2 separate regions of the Homo sapiens genome follow, and region 1 is linked to region 2. Evidence: chromatin loops called from intact Hi-C (ENCODE). Cell type or tissue: chondrocyte. All regions are shown on one strand. Links, peaks and the distances in the headings refer to the core of each region. The heading gives the core; the rest is flanking DNA. Region 1 has its middle 470 kb from the start of TFAP2B. Region 2 overlaps TFAP2B (transcription factor AP-2 beta).

Region 1 (9,695 bases), core at 1,046-9,045, 470 kb before region 2:
TTTTTAAATTAACTTATTTGACCAGAAACACTTTTCGGATTTAAACCTTGTTCTCAGGAGTTTATTGAAAACATATTAGCTCTCTTTCCTCCTTGATAAGTGTAGCCATCTAGGAACAGGGCTCATTCATCTGTTACAATGCAGAGGTTGGTACCTAAAGAATGTGGCATGGCCACTTCCCAGGTGGCCTTAAAGGCAGAGGCCTTATGTATTTCTGTTACCTGCAATTGCATCTGCAGCTTCCTATAGCAGTTCCTTCTTCCAGAGACCAGTTCATAAACATGTTCCTGACACTGAGGTATGAAATCAAAATACCCATTTATATATAATTATAAATGACTTCCCATATGAAGTAGGATTGCTGAGTTGTTGTGGCCAGGATATTCTCTCCATTTTGGCAAATCTTAGTAATAGTCCATACTTCTTTAATGCATTAATTAAATTTATAATTAAATAACTCATTGCTAAATGTCTTATTTCCCAATAGACTTCAAGCACCAGAAGGGCAGAACGAACCCCTGTCTGTTTTGCTCATTGTTCTATCTTTAGCAAATATGAAGTCATTAACACACATAAACACAACCAAGTACTGTATACGTAAGTATATTTACAGATGTGATCATTGATTTATGCTAGAATTTTTAACAGTGGTTGAACAATTGATGTATGTACGCTAATTGCTATTTAGTCAAAGAAAGAGCCATAGAAAAATGGAGATGTGAATTTAAAGATGAACAGACTTCTCAATTTTCTCCTTAGCATCTGGGAGATTTTCACAGGGGTAAGAATAATTTTCCCCTACTGCCTCCTGTATTCCTAGGTTATCATTCTGGTGTACAGGGTCCCAAAGCATTAGAAAAGCTAGTTCCTTGCACCAAATTCATAAATTTTTCCAGAGGCTGGACTGACAACTGATATCCAACTGCTCAAATGGGACAATTGCATTTTGCATCTTTCCCCCTCCTCAGTCATGGGCAGAGGTGGTACCTGTGTGAGAGACTCACCTCCTTGGGGCAAAAGGTTATGTTAATGATTGAGCAGAGGAACTTTAAAAATGATGCTAAGGTATGGCTAGTTTACCTCTACAAAATATTACCTTTACTCAAGTATCTGGAGATCAAATGGTTTGTGTGCCACTCAAAATCATAATATAATAGAATTGTGTTCTTTTGGAAAAGACTTGATGGATTTTAAGGAATCTCTTTCATAATTTTCTCCCATGCAACCAGCTTGACTTTATTCCTCTCTTCTCCCCAGCATGTCCACTCTCCAGGCTGGTCTCTGCTGACTAACCTTATTTTGTCTCTATGGTTTCACATGTGTTTTTCTTTTTGCCTGGCATCCCCTTTCCTTGGCCAAATTATGTTTATTATTTATATCTTTGATCATTACATCCTTTAGTTATCTCCTTTCCTTGTATTGCTCAACATAATTGATAAGACATAAACAACTTGAGGACAGGATCAGTATTTTATATATTTTTCTCTAGCCTCTATCTCCACTCAGAACCGGGTAAAATGCATAACCAGTAGTCCATAAATGTCTACCAATGATGAATTTACATCTATTAGATTTAAATGCAGTTCCCATTATCCCCTGTAATGAGGAAAGCCACAGCTCAGAGAAAAACAAGATTTTTCAGTAATTTCTAATTTAAAAGAAACACTCATACCTTAATAAAATCAAATAGAAATGTTTTAATTCATCCATTTGCCTATCTCTTAAACAGAAATTAAAGAAGTATTTGCTTTTTCATTTTACCATGTTCTTCTATTTTATAAAGGAGTAACTATAACATATGTCACATGTGATTGGGTCATATGCCAGGACTGAACAATCTCCCTGTTTCTAATGTACAGTCAAGGATGAAAATCTCTGATTCAGAAACACATTTGAATGTCTGGAGACACTTCTAGAAAAGAACCCACCCTTGTGCAAATGCCTGGGCCTACTGGTGGCTGCTGTCGAGAAATAAAGATGAATGCCATAGAGTTTCTGATATTAAAGAATTCAGAACCCAGAAAAATCTATGGCAGCATAACAAACCACCTTGTCTTAGTCTATTTGTGCTGCTATAACAAAATACCTGAGACTAGATAATTGATTAAAAAAGAAACAGAAATTTATTTCTCACAATTCTGGAAGCTGGGAAGTACCAGATCAAGATACCAACAGGTTCAGTGGCTAGTGAAGGTCTCTTCCTCATAGATGACACCATCTATGTCTCCTCACATGGCAGAAGGAATGGAAGGGCAAAAGTAGGGGTACAAATAATGTTTATTCAAGTAGAAGAGGAGAATAAGAGAGTAAACCCACTCCCTTAAGCCCTTTTATAAGGACCCTAATCCCATCCATGAGACCTCTGCCCTCATGACTTAATCATCTCTTAAAGGCCCCTCCTCTTAACATTGTCACATTGGCAATTAAGTTTCAATATATGAATTTTGGGAGACACAACATATGAATTTTGGGAGATACAACTGGCTTAAAACAGCAATTGTTTTTTTATGACTCAAATCTTCTTAGCCATTAATTCAGATAGGTCTCAGCCAGATGATTCTATTTATGCATGGTATTGACAGAGACATTAAGTGAAAATCAGCAGGTGGATGGGCTAGCATGGTATTTAGCAGGTGATGGGCTGGCATGGTATTCAGCAGGTAGTTGGGCTGGCATGGTATTCAGCAGGTGGATGGGCTGGCATGGTATTCAGTTGGTGAATTGGCTGGCATGTCCACATAGGGATGGCTGGAAGTCAGGGAGTCAGTGAGGACTGTCAACAGATTGTCTATAAGTCCCCTTCAGCATGGTAGCCACAGAATAAGACTTTGCACATGGTGTCTGCCTTTCCCTAGAGAAAGTGTTCAAGAGACATGAAGTGGAAACCACGTGTTTCTTAAGGCTGGATCTAAAAGCTAACATGGGATTATGGATCATTTCCCACATGTTCTATGGGTCAAGCAGTCACTGAGCCTATGCTGTTTTATAGAGAAGGAACACAAACCTCACCACTGAATGGCAATATTGACAGTTTGTGGTTATCTTTAATATACCACAGAAGGTTATAACGTAAGCTTGACTGTAATACACAATAGAAAACAATCAGTTTTATAAAAGATACACAAATGAGTACTAGGAAAGTTTTAAGAAGGACAAGAGCATGTAAGAGAGTGATAAATGTTTTCCAAAAAAAGTTGATATGGAGTTGAGTCTTGAATGATGGTTAAAACCTATTTTGAGATACTGAGTTGAGGTGAAGGCAGGGGGTAGTCAGAGTCAAGTGAAAGTGTTAGGCTCTCTCATGGCACACATAAGAAAGGGAGGTGGCTCCAGCTTCCCTATGAGTAGGCTGTGTGAACAGAAGTGACTGGAAATAAGGTCTAGAAGTGTAAGTAGGTCAGGATTCCAAAGGCTTTTAAATGCATGGCTAAGAAGCTGGGGCTTTTTGCTCCAGGTAATGAGTCCTCATACTTTTCTTAACCATCGTCTGGGAGCAGGGAAGAAAAGCAAGTTCTTCAAATGCAGAGGTTCTTCAGAGTTTGAAAATAATGCAAAGACTGTGTATTTATAAAATTAGATGTTCATCCCTTTATATGAGAAAATCAGGCTTTAAGAAATTAATAATAATAACAACTGACATTTTTGAGTGTTTACTATGCGTCAGACTCTACATTAAGGCTTCACTTGCATTCACTGGTTAATTTTGCAACAACTCCATGAGTTTGATACTATTATTGTGGACATTTTAACAGATGAGAAAATTAAGGCACAGAGAGGTGAAGTAATTTGCCTATGGTCATAACTATATTGAGCCCACACACCTACATGATTTGTCTAAGGTCATCCAGTGGCCAAGAAACATACTGGAACTAGAAGCCAAATCTCCCAATTCCCATTCCACTTCTCTTTCCACTACATGATACTAAGAAGCAGAGAAATGTTCCTCTCTTATTCTTTCTTCTATTCTCAGACATTTTTTTGTGATGATTCACTTTCAAATTCTTTCCTCTGCCTCCTTGGTTTTATGTGTCATAGAAGAATGCTTGATCTTTGTCACCACCTCTGTCTTCCAAACCCATGCTCTCTAATCCACTGCCCTCAGTAATATTCTCATATTTTCATTCCAATGAGTAGATTCTGGTTACCTTCAGAGACAGCACGAAGCACTCCAGATTCTCTCTAAATAATATTTGAATCAATAAGAAATACATATAAACACACAAATATCTACAACACATTCTGTTTTCTTCTTGAAAATATAAACAGTGGGAGCCTCATGGGATAAGAGATGGGGTCCTTGCAGCTGTCTGTACGTGCATCTGTAACTGCTATCATCTCCACTGAAAGGCCCAGACTGTCAAGGGAGCATGGATCATTCTCAAAGGGATCAAAGGAATGGCCGTAGGTGAAGCCCGCATGCCTGCTTGACCACAATAACCCCCTCTTACAAATGATGTGCTGAAACTATGTGTCTTTCAGGCTAAATCAATACATAAATTTGGTATATAGAGCACCTAGGTCATGGACCCTAGATCAACAATCAAATGGAAAATAAGTGGGAGATTCACAAGGAAAATGAACAACAACAACAACAAAAATAATTTTTACTGCCTGAAACTTGATCTTGGGACACATCACAAAAATCCAATTTCCTTGATCTTCCCAATCTTTCCCAGCAAGGGTAAAGGTTGAGAAGGGGGATGGAGATTCTGTAAACAATACCTACAGTCTTATTCCTTTATGTCCATTATACCTATTTCCCTTCTATAAGCAAAATGTAGGGTGTAGAAAGGAGGATAAAACAAATAAAATTCATTCAAAGGCCAGCAGAATACATAAGAATGCAGCAGTGGGTTCAAATTGGAACACTTATAGGCTGTGTGGATGTATCTATGGAGAACCTCAAACAAGTGAATGAACTTCTCTCTATTACCTCATTTTTAAAAATAGGAATAATAGTAGCACACACTCATAGAGTTATTGCAAGTATTAAATAAGTTAACATCTATAAGATTCTTCAGACAGTACCTGGAATATAGCAATTGCTGTATAAATATCATCTATTATTTTAAGATCTTTAATATTGCCTTCCCACTGTGTTGCCTTCCTGGCACCATCCCCCTCCTGTCTCCACATTGCTCACTCCACTCCAATCCTTGCACACTCTCAGTCCAAGACATTTGTACTTCTATTCATTCTGCCCGATGTTCTTCACCCAGGGTTCCTCAGGGCTCCCCAACTCCACTCACTCAGGTGTCTGCTTGCAGAAGTCTTCTCTGACTGCCTCATCTATAACAACCCCCCTTAACCTATTTTGTTTCTTCTGTGCACTGACATATGCTAACTTAGATATGCATTTATTATACTATCTGTCTTTCCTCCTAGAATGTGAGTTCTATAAGAGCAAGTATTTTGTCGATTTTATTCTTGGCTGTATTCCCTAGTGCTTAGAAAAATGCCTGGAACATAATAGTTGCTAAGAAAACACGTGCTGAGTGAATAAAAACTGAGCATTCACAGGGAATTGAACATTTGCTCCAGGGTAAGAGGTGCTAATAATAATAATGCTGTCCCTTACCTGAACAAATAGACAAAAATACCAGAAGTAGGTTTATGCACAATTAAATAATTGCCTAATGTATTTTGGTCAATATAAACAGTGTACCTAAATAATATGAAAAAACATACTTCTAAACTTAACCTTTTTTCTCCCCAAAACATTCAGGGACTGATTTGTTGGCAAAATTGTTTCAGCTCCTGACTTTGAGAGGTCTCCTCTTCTAGTTTATTTTTAGAATCCCTCCACATAATTCACATAAAGCTTTTCACGTAGAATATGTCAAACCACCAGAAAGCAACATAGTCCTTATGACACTGAGTTTATAAGGAAACGATGCTATAGAAATGCTCACAAATCTCCATCATGGGCTGGTATGATTAATAACATAGGCTTCTAAGAGATAAAACTTAGCTAATTAACATAGTTTTTTTTCCCCTCACTTCCACTTCAACATGACATTTTCATTGTTGTTCTATGGAATACAAAAGAAATATAAGGCACAATCTATGTGCACAAGGAATACATAATTCTTGGCTAAGCAAAATGTAAATTAATTAGCAGAAAAAGCAACTTTATGATACAACTTTGTAGAAAAGCAGAATATGCCACTCCAAAATACGGCTTGTTGGAATAAGAATTATTTTGAGCTGATTATTTTAAGAAATAGCAAACACAAGAGAAGTACTGAAAACAGAGTAGAAGTTACTGTTCTGTAAGGGAAATTTACACGCATAACAAACATTTCTATTTGTAAGGGTGTCTCCTTCTAAGTAACAGAAAGACAAAGATGACTGAATCACAAAGCTCTTATCAATGAAGAGGGCATGGACTTAGGCCTGCATAAGAAGCCTTACTCTTGTTTACCTTGCTTTTCCATGTCACCTCCCTGCCTTCTTCTTTCTTTGTTTTAGTTGGAGATGCTACATAGGCTGAAGTTCTAGGTCTCATCTTTGATAATTACTCTTTCTGAGTTTTCTCTCATGTATATATGAAGTAACATGTTAATATACTTCTTTCACTTTTTCATCTTTTTGTTGTTGTTGTTAGAGGGATCCCAGCCAAGAACACAGAAGAGTAGAGGAAAAATTATTCTTTCTCCCCTAAAACTTCATGTGTTAACCAAGTGTCTCCCAGACTTGCCCTCTTATAAGAATGACCTGGGTTTCTTTTGTAAAAAGTATGTATTTTCAGGTCCCGTCACTGGAGTTTCTAATATACATTGAGGTGTAGCTTGTGAACTTACATTTTTGTTAAGTGCCCAGTGAATCTTTGATCAGGCAAGCTGGGAAATACTTTTCTAAAATAATAAATCACTGCTTCATTAAGAGGAAAATAATTTACAGAAAGTCGAGTTCAATGTGAGAGGGGAGCATCAAGAAAGACTTAATAATATATGTCATTCTTTTTCTCATCTTAGAGTGCCGCACTTCTCTAATGAATGTTGTCGTCTGCAGTAATCTGACCATCTCTTCTGTTCTTAAACTCCAGCAATCTGGATTTTTCCCTCCCTTTTCCTCACCCCCAGTTCTCACTCCTTGCCGCTTAATCTCAGAATGGGCTTTCCTCATTATTTTTAGCTTCTCAGAAGCATCCAGTGGGAACATTTTCCACTCTTTTGTCCTTCCTCTGACCCTACACTGCCCTAATTTTCCAACCTCTCCTCTTTTTAATATGTTTCTTAAACCTTCTGCACTGTTTCTTATGTACCTTTTTTCAAAGATATTAATTTACCTAGCTATAATATCATTTCTTCACAAATGTCTATAGTGTACTAATGTCCATTTGTACTAATCATTTTGACACTGTATATTGCAGGGTATTTTTTAAGATTTTCATGTTTTTTTTTCCCCAACTGGATTGTTAATTTATAGAGAATATCTACCTTAAATTAAAAAATGATTAGCTTTCACCAAAGAAGTATAAATAAGCTGTATGTTAATCACAGTATCCCTTGCTCTTTCCTGCTGTAGAAGTATTGCTGTGGTGAGGTCTGTGGTCTTGAAATATGCACACACTGTATTTAAATAAAACATTGACACATTAAGCAATCTTGTTATGCAAACCATGCTAATACACACATTCCATTTTAATATTGTCATGGTCAACATTATTGAGTGTGATCCATGGCCCAGTAGGGGATTGCTAAGGCTCTCCAGATAGATTATTTGATTCTTTAAAACTGGAATTATTTACGGATCATGGGATCAAGAGATCGAGACCATCCTGGCTAACACGGTGAAACCCCGTCTCTACTAAAAATACAAAAAATTAGTCGGGTGTAGTGGCACTCTCCTGTCCCAGCTTCTCGGGAGGCTGAGGCAGGAGAGTTGCTTGAACCTGGGAGGCAGAGGTTGCAGTGAGCCGAGATCGCGCCACTGCACTCCAGCCTGGGCGACAGAGCACGACTCCATCTCAAACAAACAAACAAACAAACAAACTGGAATTCTTTAATAATTTTTGCTGACAGTTCAATTTCACAGGTTTTAACTTTTATATATGGTTAAAGGTGAATTAGTAATAACCTACTAAGTGTTGTTAAAAATGTGCTCTTTAAAAACTTGAATTAGTGTGTGACTAGAGTTTACTAACTCCCCTAATTCGGCATGCTGCTAAAACATCTGACCACCACCCATTGCTTGGCTCCGCTACACATGACAAGGCCACAAGACTGGCGGGGAAAACAGTTTGTTAGCAGCACATCAGTGAAATTTTGAGCAGACAAAGTTTTCAATTGCAGCTGTTCTTATAGCCATCAAAAATTTCATAGCTTTACTCCTAGATTTTTACCTCTGTTTATCACTTGTTTCTAGATAATTCTATGTTGCTACTGTTTCCTTTTTTAAAAAAAAAATCATTTTTCCCCAAGTCTATTAAGCACTGGCAAGTAAAATAGGTAGGTCATGGTTACACATATTTGGGATCTCGTGTCTGAAAGGGCAGTGAGAGCTGCAGCATCAGAGAACAGTGTCCGCAACTTTCAGGACCCAGGCAGTGGTGCATCATTTCTCAGGCCTGGAATGTTTCAATAAGTCTCACACAAATAGTCAGGTATGTACCACTGACAACTCTGGGAAGAGCACTGGGAACTGTGAATTCAGATACAAGGCTTATCTGAACCACACCACAAAAGGTGCTTACAGTTTCATGAAGCACTTCTCTCTGTAGAAAACAACCCTTGGGAAAATAAAAACATTGTGTTTCTTGCTCAGTGTTTGTTTGGGTTGTTTTCTTAGTTTCTTATTTTTTTCTTTTTAACTTCTTTCATCTTTCAAGATAAATGATAAAAAAGAATTTTAAAATAAAGTATTTGCGAGTCTCCTTAACACTGCTTTCTGTGTCAGCTTGCAGCGATTGCTCACATGAACTGATCTGATACCAAGTGGAAGTGACCTGCTCTCAGGCTCAGCACTTAAAGAAGCTTCTGATGAACACATCCCTGCCCAATAAGAAGTTCCAGAAGGAATTAAAACCAAAACTTAAATGTTGAAAAGAAAGAGATCATCAGTAGCCACCAAAGAAGGTATGTGAAGCTGTATAAAAACTACGTTAATGCATTCACTTCCTGTATACTCACTCTTACCAAAATGGCAAGCCTTCATTACGAGCTGGAAAATAACTTTTCTTGCTTGAATATGTTATAGTCTGTGAATGAAGTATTCATAGTTTAACATCTCTCTACTTGCCTGCTTAAAAGCAGAAGTGTCCTAAAGTATAATCAGTTCTATTCCAGCTGAGGGATAATGGATAAGTAAGAGAACCAGCATTTATTAACCACCTGCTATATTATCTGACACTTCGCTTTCTTTATCTCATTTTATTTTCACTAAAATCCTATACATAGGGATTTGTATTCCACATTCACAAATGAAAAATGTAAAATCTAAGAAGCTTAAGTAAATTATCCAAAGTCCCAATTACTAAAGCAAGGTCTATATAATTACCAAATCCATGACTTTCCAACTTTTTTATCTGCTACTAAGGATAACAATACCTATGTTTGCCAACTTATATGTTGTTTTTAAAAATGAAAGGATATTATGCATGTGAAAGTAGTTTGGTGGGTTAAGGACATTTTGGAAACATACTTGTTTATTATCTGCAGCAAATTTCTTCCCTCTCTCCCCTTTCTCCTTCC
Region 2 (9,510 bases), core at 1-8,000:
GGGAATTATCCATACCTTTTTTAATGACAGACTGGTCCAATAGATTCATGCCGCTGTTATTGGCATCTTCAACTGACTGTGAATATAAAAACATCACTATTCAAATTGACAGGATATTAAAGAATTGCACACATAAATCATGTTATTCCAAACTGGAGTTTCTGTTATTTCCATTTATATTAATTCACAAAGGGCTGTTTTATTATTATTATTACCTCCAAATAGACATAGAAATGAAATTTACTCAAATTATAAATTTTTCCAATGGAAGAAGTGGAGAAAGAAAACTTTGAGAGACATCTGGGATGCAACATTGGTTTAGTTATTATATAAAACATAGATATTAGACAGATAAACCTTTATATTATTTGCTCTTATGAATTGTAAAAATTTGGCAACAGCTGACAGATTTTCACCAATATTAGTAAGAGCAATTTGTGTTTTCCATTCTATCCCAGTGCATCTTAACCCCAGAGCCATTTTACAAATACATAATAGTTTACATTATGGGATTTTAATTAAAGTCTGAGCAATTTGGAATGGAATGCAAACAGCAACACATAGGAACATGTTTGCAAGCCTCTAGGACTGCACACCCATTACAGCCCATACACGTTCCTGTAAACTATGAGCTTCTTGCTGCACAATGACAGTCTCTTGGAGGAACCTTCACAATTTACCCTCCCTCCCAGTCCTGCTGATGCTGCTTCCCAGCAAGGAGCACACCTGTTAGGAAGGCAGTAACTACAGACAAGCAGACACACACAAAGGTCTAGATCCTCCCAGTCAGCACCTAGGTAATCGCAAGGAATGTTCATCTTCTGTGCCACAGTTTCATTCCAGAGAAGGAAAGTTTCAACTCTGAGCACTGGTAGCACTTCTGAGAGGAAATAGCTGTTGGAGCAAGTTTCTTACTGTCAGAATACACATGAACAGTTCTGGCTGTGCATCCCAGGGCGTCCAAAAGCAGTAGATTCCCTTTCTCTCCCTACCAAGAAAATAAATGCTAGGTCTTTCTAAAATCTACAACTACTTTCTTGACCCTTCAAAACCTAAGTTGGGACCAAATTGTTACCCACTTTATAGAGAAGTAAAAAGCAAAGGGCTTGAGAGTGAGGAGCTGTTTTCACAGCACTCACACCGACTCATGCTGCATCCTCACAGTGTGAGTTCATCACAAGAAAAAGACTGTCTACCCCAAACAAGCAAAACTTTAGAAATGAGATGATCTAATCGTACAGGGGGCATGTTAATTTGTTTCTTTTCATTTTTAATAGTCACTCTTTTGTTCTCAGAAAAGTGAGCAAAATTGTTATTCTCCATAGGAATTGTTATCCTTGCTGCAACATGCCATGCACATCTTAGGAAATAGTAAAAAGGTGTTTTAAAAATATTTCATGTAACTTGTTCATAACTCCTCAGGGGACCCTGCCACACACAAACACACACGATTCACACCTTTCTATGATCATGTGTATACAGTGACAATGTGTCCAGGCAGGACAGAAATATTCTCCTGTGCCTTGGGCAGCCAGACCCTGACTTACACTGGCCTGGACCCGGGAGCCCTCACACCTTACCCTCACTCTTGTACGTAAATATGTATAAACGCCTCATCAGCGACGTGGGGTAGTTGTGGTAGTTAATGAGAAGGCTCTTGTCTGATTTTCTATCTAATTACGGCCGCCTGCTGGGTTTTTGTACAGGATATTCACGCAGCATGCTGGCGCTTAATCGTCACAGGGAGGATCGTAAAGATTTAATTAGGACTGCATGCGGAAGCGCAGAAAAACAACTCAGACTCGTAATTACTAGACTTCTTTAGTTAAAAGTGATACCAGGGGTTGCTTTAAGACACTCGGGTGTGTTTGAGTGTGTGTATGTGTTTGGGGGGAGTTGGCTTAACATCCTTATATGTTTATATTCATGGGTGGTAGAGGTGATGGGAGGTAAGAGAGCAAAGGTGGGAAGAAGAAAAGAGGTGTACATGACAACTAAACAAATCCCAAACTAGGTGTCCTTTCACTCCCTCTGTCTCTCTCTCTGTAGGTGTTTTCCTGAGTTTTTAACACTTGTAGCCCCCTCCCCAACTAGACACACACACACACGCGCGCGCGCGCGCGCGCGCTCATGCACAATGGGTGAAATGTAGCATACCCAGAACCCAAACAGCGATTTGCTAGTTTAATAGCCCCTGTGAGTAAATTGAAATAGAAATTGACAGGGTTTTATAGTTTCATTTAAAAAAATATTAGAAGCATTTGGTGAATTAGCTCTCCTCTTTCTCTTCTCTCATGGTGGGGGCTGTGGCCCTGAGTGTGGTGCATCTGGGTCACACAACAAAACCCTCGACCCATAGGCAGGGCAGCACCCTCAGTGTCTGCCAGCTCCCTGGCTCAAGGGGATCTGGAACACACACGAGGTCCTTGAGATCGGAACAAGTGACTTTAAGGTCCAGGCCTAGGCACTCTCTGGTCCTTTTAAAGACTGGACCAGTGCAGGCCCTTTTAAAGACTGGACCAGTGCAGGCCACCCATTCGATAGCTGTAGGGAGAGCGTTGAAATCCCAACCTGCTTGTGTAACTTTAGCCCCCGCACCCCAGCTTCCTAACTCGGAAGTGGATCCTTCTGTGTTGAGCAGATGATTGGAAGCCTTCGGATTCGAGGCTGTGGTCCTGGAAACATAACCCCTGGTCTTTGTCACCTGCCCTGCATCAGTCAACTTCACCCTGGCCTTGGGAGGTCTGTCATCACCGCGGAGGCAGAGACCGTCCCTGTCTTTGCTGTTTCCCTCTAGGGACAGGAGCAGGGTGTGTCCCTTGCACTATAGGGGTCGTCCCAAGAAGGTCCCGTGGGCCTCCCGGCAGGTGACGAAATGAGATAAAGCAGGGGAGGAACAGGGTGGGGGTTGGGTGAGTGGAGAGCCTGCAAGTGGCTCCGGTGTGCTGCCTGCTGCTTTTCTCCTTTCAGCTCTCTACCTCTGTGGTCTGTATTCCCGACAGCAACAACTTGGCCCCGAGGTGCTCCGTTCACATAAACACTAAATCCTTTCCGACGCTTTGACAAGACTATTCTCCCAAATGTGCACTGATCTGGCCCTGTTTTTCTCTCAGACTTTGAATTTCACCAAACACAAAAAGACCTCTCTCAATTATTTCTTTAAAAACATTTAACTAAAGAAAACTGCTCCTTCTTTTGGGGGAAAAATTTCTGAGTTCCTTCGCTAGAGTCACTTGGCCTGTAGGGTGGTGGTAACAGGGCCGGCATTAGCATCATCAACAGTAATGGTGATGAGTTGATCCACTTTCATTATCCAGCACTTTGAACCATACTCAGAAAGGTTAATTTAAAAACTTTTCCCCTCGAGACACATATTACCCCAATGCATTAAAAAAAAAACTATTAAATACTTCCTTTTTCATATGATATTCAGAAATGAGCAATATCTCTAGCCAGGAACAGTCAAGCTCAGTTAAATCAACAAAACCATCATCACTCTTATTACTATCAGTAAATCCAGGCACAAATCAGGTAATTCCGTCTTTTTTAAAAAAATAAATAACTGAATTTCTTTTAAAACAATAAACAATCATAGACCACACACAGACAGCATTTGATGCTGTCACCACATTTTAACTGTTTAAAACTATTTTTTTTCAGCAAGGTACAGAAGAATGACTCTTGCACCCTCTTCTCTTTCCCATTTTATTTTCCTTTGCTTCAGAGGTATGTCAAAGGATGCATAATAAATACAACTATGCCAATGAAACTGAAGTGTCAATTACATACCTGTAAACTATATTTATCTTTTCTGCCAACTATTTAACTTAGGGTGAAAAAGCAGACCTGCTCAGAATCACCCAAACAGTTTTTAGGAATCATTTCTTTGATGTTTCTTTGTTTAGTTTAACCAAGTATTCTCAACCAAATCAGGCTCCATTGTGTAGACTGCAGATGGGATAGTGGGTGGGTAGGGGGAGTGTTTTGAGCCTTTTGTTTTAAGAAATAAACACGTGATGCCTCTCAACTGGGATGATGGCAGTGGGGAGAGAAGAGTGTTAATATAGGCGGAGGCCAGGAGAGGGAGGTGGAGAATATTACACTACAGTCACTTAATGAACCAAAAAGTGAAAAGAATTTCCAAAATGGTATCTACCATCATGGACTCCTGAATTATGGCGTTCTGAGTTTCTCCTTCACATATATTCTATTTCTCAGATGAGGACTGCAACTATCTCTTGGAAAAAAGCTCTGTGGCTTATGAGACATTCAAAGCAAGACCTGGCTTAGATGATCAGAGCTCATTGTCATGCTTAGCAAAATCTTTGCAAATTCAGCAGCAACCTCTGGAGCATACAGAGGCCCCTGGAACTTCATTCTGAAGCTCTAGCCTCTAGGCAGCCAGGTCTTCACCTGCCAAGTCAGCAGGACAGCCCCACTATGGGGTGTGTGTGTTGGTAAAGAAGGGGTACCAAGCTGGCTTCCACAAAGCACTAGAGAATATGCAGGAGATGGTAGCTGAGGCAGGACAAAAGCATTCGCCTTTATTCTAATAATCTTAAGGTATCAAAGCAAATACATATTTTTCTTCTTCAAGATTTAATTTCTCGTGGTTTGGATGATCATAATTAGACCTCTGGAAATCGCCACTATAGAGCCATACATACAGACACACATAAACAGTTCTATATGACTGTCTAGTCCTGTTCTAAACATGGGAACAAACTCCCCAAAAAGAGACAGAGCTGCCCTCTCCTGACCTCCCCCCCTCCAGAAGCATTCCTTATTCGTGGTCTTTTTTGTTTGTTTGTTTGTTTGTTTGTGGTTACCTGGACGTCTTCCATTCCGGGATGGCCGAGGCCGTGCAGCGAGAGGCTGTCACCCATGCCCGCGTCCAGGCCGTGGTGCGCCGAATGCAGCAGCACGTCCGGCCGGCGGACCGAGTGGTAGTCCCTCCGGGGGTCAAGGCCCGAGAGCTGGGGCAAGGCGGCCCGAGGCTGGGGCAGGAGAGAGCCGGCTTCCGAACCCACTTCTTGCCGCTGCCGTTGCCCCCAGGGATGTTGCTGGGGCTGGTGCAGTGGGTTCAGGGAGTAGGGGTCGTTGACGTGGGAGTAGGGGTCCTGGCTCTGGTGGTAGGGGAGCGGCTGGTAGGGGGGTGGGAAGTAGGGCGGCTGGAAGTCCGACGACGGGGTGTGGGACAGCGGCGGGGCGCTCGAGTAGGGTCCTTGGGACACCGAGCCCAGCTGGGAGAGCCGCGAGCTGTGGCTCGGGACACCATCGTGCCGGTCCTGGGAGCGGAGAGAGGAAGGGGAAGAGAGCCAGAGAAGGAGACAGAGAAAGAGAGATAGAGGCAGAGAGAGACAGAGAGTACAGAGAGGAAGAAAAAAAATACAAGTGACAAATGGAGAAGCCCGGCTTTTGTACGCTCTTCCCGGGACAAGGGAAGCAAGGATCTGAAACTTAGACCCCCAAGTTGACTCAGAGGGCCACATGATTTCAGCAATTTCAAACCCCAGGCTTGGGGAGAAAATGGGAAAGGAATCACCCACTTAACTATAACATTTTAGCCGCTTTTTGGGGAGTGCAAAGCAGGCAAAAGGCAGGGGTACAGGAACAGTGTGTATGGAGGGAGATTCTAAATGCCTTAATTAAAATTGTAGGAGTCTTACATATGGTGTTTGCTCCTCTGGGTGTTTTTAACTACTTTTTTCTAACTCTTCCAGAGGTACAAATCACAACAAATAAAACTTCATAGTATTTGCTGTGCTGCTCCCCCTGATTAAAAACCAACTTCTGCCTTCGCTGGAAATGCAGCTGGCTGATTAGGAGGAGCTTTCCACACAACCTGATCATTCCAAGAGCTCCAAGGAATCCACCTGGTCTGAGTTCCCAGTCACTCCTCCCTCTCCAGGAGAAATTAAATAACTTAAATAGTGTTTCATTGAAATGGATCTCATTCGAAATCATATCCTAAGCCAATGATGAATTAAGTTGAGTTGTGGTTCATAGGAGTTATTTCTAAGACTGTTTTTCTATATCTAATGCTGTTATACTCAGGATGTGAAAATGAAGGAACTAAAGTTGGGGTGGGGGGAAATAAAAGCCCAGACAACTTATTCCTGGTCCTATCTGGAGTGTGAACTAAGTGAAAGAAGAAGGGGGAGGTGTGTATATGAGGGAGGTGGACTTTGTTTCTCCCTCTCTTCTCTGGAAACATCATGGTAAACTCCCCATGGTTCTTTTTGCAGAAATAGTCACCTAAATTTCCAAACAGCAATGGCAAATAAAAAGTTTTTCTTTTCGGCCTCTCCCCTCCCAGCTGACTCATGGAGCTCAGACGGAGAACACACAATGCAGAGAGAAGCAGCTGCAGCCTCGTCCAATTATGGTGCTAAATTACCAAGCCAAAGGCGCTCAAAGGAAGACAGAGAGAGACAGAGAGTGTGAGACACACACACACACAGAGACGCAGAGACAGAGAGACAGTGAGAGGAGGGAGCATGCAATTCTGGTAACACGTGAATCCAAACTCACCATGGATGAATAGGTGTGGACTAACATCTGGAAAAAAAAGCCTGGTTACTGCTCAAAATCAAACAATGATTAAAAAAAAAATCAAGGAGTCCAGCAGAGAAGCGAGCTGGACACAGGAGCTGAGCTTGATGTGTTTCCAGGACAAGCCATCAAAAAAAAAAAAAAAAAATTACACCCGCCCCCCACCCCAACAAGATTGGCGATGCCTGTCACACACAGACAGAACTATTCATCTGTCTCTTTGCTGTCTTTTTGGCCTCTTTTCTTCTGCCGTTCTTCGGGGCTCCAGATGCAGTCCTCTTTCACCCGAAGCTGGGCTCAGACTGCTCGGCCGCCCCTTCCTCCCTCCGCTTGCCTACACCGCCTCATAATAATTGATATTCATGACTATTAATATTACACGAGTACTTTAAAGGGAGAATAGAGGACAAATGGAGCGTGAAGCAGCAGCGAGCGCAGAGCTCCCCTACTATTGTAAATGACGTTCATTCAGTGGAGAATTACTAGATGTAATCAGACGAGGGGGCTGGCAAAGGCAGACTGGGGAAAAAGTTTAGCAGGAAAGAGGCAGAACTTCAATTAACTGTGCCGGGGACACGAGTAAAGCAGCCCCTGCTCCTTTGGATAAGGCAGTGAGGGAGAACAGTGCTGGGAGGTTGTATAGAATGGAGGTGTCCTCCTACCTGGAGAGAGACTTCCCTAATCCGGAGGACTTGGTCGCCTTGGGTGCTTTGTGTGAGGATTACAAAAACAAAATAAAAAGGGTTGCTTCATCATTTGGAGGCGAGAGAAAGGCAAATTGGTGGGCCTGGTTATTTACAGTGACTTTTGCAGACTTTTGCTAAATGTGGAAGATTATGCTCATTTGTTAAAGGACAGAAGCGAGATGGAGGCTTTTCATTCCTGTGCAGCCTTTTCCTGTTTAGTGCTCACATAGTTTGCGATTTTTACCTCAATTTAAAACATACGCCATCAATCTTCAAATACACTAAACTTATCCTTTCCAGGCAAAGCCAGGGGCAACAGAAAACCTTTTTGGATGTTTCAGGAACCCGTTCAACTGGCCTGACTGCCATTTCTGTTAAAGTTCAACCTTAGTCCAGACTTAAATAGGCTCCTTCCACCGAGCTGCGGATTCTGTTTTTTGAGCAGAAAATTTAGGCAGATAGGACCACCTGTAATATTCCCTCTCTCTCCCTGTTTATTTCTCTTTCTCTCTCTCCCTCCCCTCTTTTCTCTTCTCTCTTCCCTCCCTTCCACTCCACCCCTCCCTCTTCCTCTCTCCCTCCCTCCTTTCTTCTCTCCCTCCTTCCTTTTCCATTTAGCTACTTTACTTTCTGTAAAGAACGAATGTTACCCTGGTTACTTTTTAGAACCCACTGAAATGCCTCTGCATGCATATAGCTTGAGCTGTTTTCACCATGGCCCCGTGCTTGCTAATGTCATGCCCACTTTGGGCGCTAATATTCTTTAGGACAGTTCTAGCGCCTTGGACTTTACCATTATCCCGCCTGTTAAGGAAAGAAAAGGAGGCCGAACCGAAACAATCCCCACCAGGCGCGTAGGCGCGGCTCTTCGTTACAGTCGATACACAACCACAAAGAGAAAAGGAAAACCCCAAGCATCATTCAGCAACAAGACCAATCTCTCTCCTCTCTGCTCTCTCGCGCTCTCTCCTGCTTTTCTCCCTCTCCTCTCTTATCTCCTCCTCCTCTCTCCTACATACCTCCACACATACACACACCCCAACATTAGGATTCGGGGGGGGGCAGGAGGTGTGGGCGCCAGGCGCTGCCTGTGGGCGCTCGTCCGAGCCCGAGTCCCCCAGGAGCTTGCCGGCCGCGCCTGTGAGTCGCCCACTCTTAGGATCTTCGAGGCGGCTCTGCGCCGGGCTTTCAGGAGCTGTCCCGATCCGGAGGGGTCGCGTGTCTTTCTCGGCTCTTTGGGGAGCCTCTGCATCCCTCCACCTTTCGTCTGACCTAGCGGCCCGCGCCCGCCACCCGGGAGTCTGCTTCTCTTCCTTCCTTTTCTCTCCAACTTTTCCTCTTAGCAATCTCCATGGCCCGCTTCGCCCGCCTCGACTTCCCTCCTTTTCTAAATCCGCTTCGCCTTTCCGAAGTTTTTATTTCCAACCTCGACGTCTCAGCAGAACCTTCCCTTCCTCCCTTCCCCTGGCAACCACCTGGGGCTGTCCCAGACCATTCCGCTTAAAAGCGAGGCTCCGCGGGCTTCCCGGTCCCCAGCCTGGCCCGCCGCGCGCCCCGCGCCTCGCCCGCCTCGGCCGCCTCTCCCACCTCGCCCGCCTCTCCCACCTCGCCCGCCTCGGCCGCCTCGTCCGCCTAGTCCGCCTCGCCCGCGAGTAGCGGAGCCGTCTGGCCGCGTCAGCCCTCGCCCGAGCCGGAAAAGGGCTTTGGCGAGCGCGGTCCGGGCCCCGGAGGCGGCTGGCGTCCTCCTGGCTGGGCGCAACTTCTCCTGCCCCGAAGAGTTGAGCTAGCCTCAGTGCTAGAGACCCGTACGCATTGAACGTGGGCAGAAATTTCCGTGAAAGATGCCCACACAGGAGGCGGCTGCGATTTCTGTTCGGACGCAGTGACCCTCAAGGAAGCAAAACACAAGAAAACAGAAACTAATAAACTGCTACGACTTCTATTTTGCTCTATCCATCCATATCTCCAGCCATCTACTTCTTTCCCGCTAATTCTCTGTCCTCTACTTGGAACCATTTGTTATCAATTTCAGAAATTTTATTGAAAATAAAAATTAAAAGCCCGAGTCTGTTACAAATGAGGCTTGAAAACCCAATTCTCTTCCACACTTAAAACGAGAAAAGCCCCTGACTTTATCAGAATCTCGATTTTCTCTGAGAGCGTGCCCACATTCAGTAGCACCACATTCCCCATCAGAGCTTAAAAGGGTGGGGTGGGGTGGGGGGAGGCGAGGAAAAGGGAAAGAAAAATAAAATAAATAAAAACATTC

Evidence for each region. Peaks named below come from ENCODE experiments on the same cell type or tissue, not always from the same donor. Only the 100,000 strongest peaks of a DNase experiment are listed, where the experiment ranks them.
Region 1: it touches region 2 in a loop (2.3-fold over the local background); 2 of 110 quality-filtered maps call a loop at or near these places.

What each region holds. Positions count from the first base shown.
Region 1 is chr6:51,287,142-51,296,836 of GRCh38, reverse strand. No RefSeq gene overlaps it. Among named protein-coding and RNA genes, the nearest start is that of TFAP2B, 470 kb to the right of the region's middle. In chondrocyte, for the core only: no CTCF peak of the experiment used is centred there; no DNase peak of the experiment used is centred there.
Region 2 is chr6:50,819,185-50,828,694 of GRCh38, reverse strand. It overlaps TFAP2B (transcription factor AP-2 beta), which reads right to left. Exons shown (of 7, transcript NM_003221.4): 2 at 4,830-5,288; 3 at 16-76. Among named protein-coding and RNA genes, the nearest start is that of TFAP2B, 5.1 kb to the right of the region's middle. RefSeq lists enhancers at 2,343-2,843, 2,844-3,344, 4,496-5,023 and a silencer at 4,301-4,430. In chondrocyte, for the core only: no CTCF peak of the experiment used is centred there; a DNase peak (open chromatin) is centred at 4,964.